Regions from separate parts of the Homo sapiens genome. Here region 1 is linked to region 2. The links are chromatin loops, found by intact Hi-C in ENCODE. Cell type or tissue: heart left ventricle. All regions are shown on one strand.

What was found. Hi-C counts contacts between places; a loop is a spot of excess contacts. Peaks named below come from ENCODE experiments on the same cell type or tissue, not always from the same donor. Only the 100,000 strongest peaks of a DNase experiment are listed, where the experiment ranks them.
Region 1: a loop joins it to region 2, with 2.2 times the contacts of the local background. A loop is called at or near these places in 3 of 110 quality-filtered maps.

The regions. Positions count from the first base shown.
Region 1 is chr18:13,413,714-13,416,213 of GRCh38, forward strand. The region is part of intron 3 of LDLRAD4 (low density lipoprotein receptor class A domain containing 4); the gene reads left to right. Among named protein-coding and RNA genes, the nearest start is that of LDLRAD4-AS1, 13 kb to the right of the region's middle. In heart left ventricle, no CTCF peak of the experiment used is centred here; no DNase peak of the experiment used is centred here.
Region 2 is chr18:13,498,856-13,501,355 of GRCh38, forward strand. The region is part of intron 4 of LDLRAD4 (low density lipoprotein receptor class A domain containing 4); the gene reads left to right. Among named protein-coding and RNA genes, the nearest start is that of LDLRAD4-AS3, 29 kb to the left of the region's middle. RefSeq lists an enhancer at 1,385-2,042. In heart left ventricle, a CTCF peak has its summit at 1,511; a DNase peak (open chromatin) is centred at 1,436; H3K4me3 peaks cover 786 bases; H3K27ac peaks cover 1,654 bases.

The DNA.
Region 1 (2,500 bases), 85 kb before region 2:
AGTGATTTGCATTCTTTAGTAAGTTTTTCCAAGAAGTTTTATATCTTCTTTCTAGGAGAGAGTATGGTTGGGCTGGGCGGGGTGGCACACGCCTGTAATCTCAGCGACTGTGGGAAGCTGAGGCAGAGGAGTGCTTGAGCCCAGGAGTAGGAGTGCAGCCCATGCAACATAGAGAAACTCCAGAAATTAAAAAAAAAAAATTTTTTTTTAAATCACTGGGAAAAGAAATAATTATAAGAGAGTACCTGCGTTTCTACCCATACCCGAGGTTTTCTTGTTTGTGATCATTAAATAAGTGGATGGTGTTGCTCTGGTGGTGTGCTGGACATATTTTCTCAAACCAGAGGTGCACTATAGTCCACCATGCTTTGTTCCAAAATTTGTAGTGGAGGTCTACCTCATGCCTCGTTTTGTGCCAGGCACAAATGAAATCCAGAGATGAACATCTTGGGGTGCCTGCCTTAGCAGGCAAGACTCTTGGTTGAAGGGACAGCAGGTGGGCCTTGGGGCCAGGCATCCTTGGGAGATGCCTCCATCCCCACCATTGCTTGGCTTTGTTGCTTTGGGCAAGTCACATGACCTCTTGGAGCCCGTTTCATCCTTGTAGGATGGGGTTACTGATACCCACCTCATTGCACTAAGTGGGCCAGTGAATGTACAGTTCAGTACCTTCCTCATGCAGTTGGCATCTCTATTGTCACTGTCACTTAGAGGCCAGAGGACAGGCAGGACCCAGACACTGGAGTGCATTTGATGCCAGGCTGTGGAATTTGAATTTTACAAAGAGGAGTCATGTTTCCATTTACTAATTACACGATTAACTGGAGAATATGCTAAAGTCCCCCATTGTCACAAATTACAGTTTCTTTCTTACTTTTGCATTTCTGTGTTTGCTGCAGCCCAGCAGGAGGTCCATTAAACCAAAAGGACTCATTATCTCCTCAGGACAGGGATGGTGAGGGAGGAGGCTGGCTTGCAGACACCTGCCCTTGCTGTCCTCAGCAGGAAAGGGTGGGGAGCTCGAGAAGGAGAAGCCCACACGCCCTTCTGTCCTTGGACTGTGTAGACCTTCTTAGGGTGGCTTCATTATTTGCCAGGCAGTAAACTCCCTGATTATCAGACACATCTGTATGCCAAGCGAAGTATTAAAACAGACTCTTTGCAAAGCCTATGGAAGTGTTTTTTGGGCAACCACTCTTGGTACTGTTTTCATGCATGACCTTGGATAATTGACATTTGTCTGTGGTTCAAACTGGAGATGTCCAGTGCTTACAGATACCTAAAGATTGCTGTGTAGTAATTTGCATTCTTTAGTAAGTTTTTCCAAGAAGTTTTATATCTTCTTTCTGTGAGAGTACAGCTGGGCTGGGCAGTGTGGTCCATGCCTGTAATCTCAGCTACTCTGGGAGGCTGGTTGTGGGGGCATCTGTTGCCTGGAGGTCTCTGGAATAATACAACACAGGGCCCTGAGCCCCAGAAATGCTGGCTTATTCCTCTTGAGTTTCCTCCTCAGTTAAGGGATTATTCAGGTTTCCAAAACACACAGTCTCTTATGACCTGAGAAAGGTCTCTCATTTGCATTTGCTCATTACGGTGGGTAATAGACTGGAAGTATGACCTTTCTCCAGTTAACGACCCTTCCCCACAGACGAGGCTTGCGTGCCTGTGTCTATAGCACATAGTGCGCCTGAGCTGATGATGTGGCTCTTCTGAACAGCTGCGGTGGCAGCCCTGAGGCCAAGGCCCCGGCTACTCTAGGGTGGGTGTGGGGTGGGAGGTGTGCTTTCCCACCAAAGGAAGTCTGGTTGTATAGGCAGACTTGTCTCCCCGGTGGTTAGGGCTGTCTGAGGAGCTGCTCTTGTTTCCAAGAGTTTCAGGTACGTAGTGTACTGAGGGGAGCCCCCAGGATTAATACACAAAGTGGATGACACCTCCAGGTTACTAGAGAGGCAAACCTCACCCCCCCAGGACGGTCCCTTGCAAACCCTTGCAGTCCGCCATATCCATCTTTCCCACTGGATTCCAGTTCTCCAAGGAAAAGCCAGGGCCTGGAGCCAGGGCCACGCTGCCCGGTGTCCCAGCCCAGCAGGCATCAGGGTGGGTGGGGAGCCTGGGCTGCCCGGAGGGGTGCTCCCTCTATGCCCTTGTACCCCACGTGGCTCCTTCTTTGAAGCTGTGTCTCAGTCCCAGGGGAGAGCCTTCCAGGATGGAGGTTGAGAGGAGGGGAACGTGCATGGCTCTGTCTTCATCTCTGCGGTGACTTGCGTCGTAGGAGAGCTTTGGTGTGGGCTGTGCTGGCCAGTCATCACAGTGCCCTGCAGGGCGCAGGGCTGAGGGCAGGCTGACCAGACCTTCCATGAAGAGATCGGGCTGGCGGGGACACTGGAGTCCTCACTCTGCTGAGTCCAGCTCTGCCACACGTGGGCTATTCTGAGCTATGGCGAGTCATCATCCTCAGTTTCCCTTTGGCGAAGTGGGCCCAGTGATGCCCAGGAGCACC
Region 2 (2,500 bases):
GAGAATCCTTCTCGCCACACACGTCCCGCCGTGGACACTGGAGAATCCTTCTCGCCACACACGTCCCACCGTGGACACCGGAGAATCCTTCTCGCCATACATGTCCTGCTGTGGACACTGGAGAATCCATCTCCACACACGTCCCGCCGTGGACACTGGAGAATCCTTCTTGCCACACACGTCCTGCCGTGGACACCGGAGAATCCTTCTCGCCATACACATCCCGCCGTGGACACTGGAGAATCCTTCTCACCACACACGTCCCGCCGTGGACTCTGGAGAATCCTTCTACTCACACACACGTCGCGCCGTGGACACTGGAGAATCCTTCTACTCACACACATCCCGCTGTGGATACTGGAGAATCCTTCTCGCCACACACTTCCCACCGTGGACACTGGAGAATCCTTCTCGCCACACACGTCCTTTCGTGGACACTGGAGAATCCTTCTACTCACACACGTCCCGCCATGGATACTGGAGAATCCTTGCCACACACGTCCTGCCGTGGACACTGGAGAATCCTTCTCGCCACACACTTCCCACCATGGACACTGGAGAATCCTTCTCGCCACACACGTCCTGCCGTGGACACTGGAGAATCCTTCTACTCACACACGTCCCGCCGTGGATACTGGAGAATCCTTCTTGCCACACACGTCCCGCCGTGGACACTGGAGAATCCTTCTCGCCACACACTTCCCACCGTGGACACTGGAGAATCCTTCTCGCCACACACATCCTGCCGTGGACACTGGAGAATCCTTCTACTCACACACGTCCCGCTGTGGATACTGGAGAATCCTTCTCGCCGCACACGTCCTGCCATGGACACCGGAGAATCCATCTCCACACATGTCCCGCCGTGGACACTGGAGAATCCTTTTTGCCACACACGTCCAGCCGTGGACACTGGAGAATCCATCTCCACACACGTATCCTGCTGTGGACACTGGAGAATCCTTCTGCCCACACACGTCCTGCTGTGAAAACCTCCACGCTCCCTTTCCGTTTTTGCTCTCAGCTGTCCTTCCAGTATGCTGCTTGGGTCAAGCAGCCGCATCTCCACTGTCCTAATGACAAAAGACACCAGCACTGTCTCACTTCCTTTCCTCCTCCTCTCCAGAGTGTTACCTTCCTGATTGACAGGGACTTTCGGTTTTCTATTTAGAAGCACATGTTTGGTGCAGACATGTTGTCCAAGACTTGACATTGGGAAATGTTGGGAATAATCTGAAACTCCTTACAATGTGATGTTTTGGTGATTAAAAAAAAATGTTTAGGAAAGGTTGCTAGGCTTTAAAAATATATATATTTTGCTAACCTCATGGAGTCACTGTGCAGACCCTCTCAGCAGCTAGCCAGGCTGGCCTGGCCCTGACGGCCCGGGAATAGCAGCTGTCTTGTGACTTCCCACAGCAGGCACATTGCGTCGTCTCTCAAAGTCCCTCCTCTGGAGCGCCTCCTCTGCCCGTGGGGCTGTGCGGGACAGTGGCCGCGTCTCTGTCTCATTGCAGGACAGCACTGGGTCTTAGGTGCTTTTTCATGTTGTCCACACCTAACGCTGCTGCTCCCCGGGGCCCAGTTTTGAAACTGCCCTTTGGCATCATGCTTTCCCGCCCCTCCTGGGAGCAGCGCCTGTGGGAGGGCAGCGTTATTCCCAGCTCCTCAGAGAGGAGACCACATCCATGGCAGTGTGTGACTGTCCCTTTCGGCGGTCCTTTGTGAAGCCCGCGGGAAGTTCTGCATTCAGTTCCTGACTCCCAGAAAAACGTCCTGTCTTTTGAACTGAAAGGAGGCTGATGTCAGAGCCTCGTTGAGTAACAATGGAGAAAATCTACATCAGAGGAAAGAAGCCCTGAGCTGCTTTAAATGCTTCTGTAAGATGATATGCCACAACACGAATGTGGATTGTTGACAGTAACCACAGAGACGAGATCATCGAGGGAACCAGCTGGGAGTTTGTGAGGCCATAAAACACATCATCAAAAATATGGTGAAGCAAATTCAGAATTGGTTTTTAGAAAGGAGAAGGAACCATTGGCAATCTGACCCATAAATTATTCTACATTTTCAAATATTATAACTAGGAAGGTCGCTTCAAGGAGCCTTCAAGCCCCTCATGCCCACCCGCCCCAAACCCATTGTCACTGCTAGGTCCCAGATTTACAGCCACCTGGAGAGGAAGTTGCAGGGGGTCTCTGTGCAGCTGAGGATGATGGAAGGGATTGCAGAAGGCTGGTGCTGTAACTGTTGTTAGCGGGAGATTGAGGCCGGGGGGTGGAGTAGGGGCTACTTTCTTCCCCCTGCACCTGCTATCATGATTTCAGCAAAACCTTGCCTTTCTCCTCTTCAATCTTAAATAGGTACAGTGGCTGAGTATTAATATTAATGAGCATAATAACAATAATAAAACTGGCAGTAGCATCAAATGAATGTGGTCTCCTGCAGTAGAAATATTTACCCGATGTGTCCTGCCAGTGAGAGAGATTTTGGCATT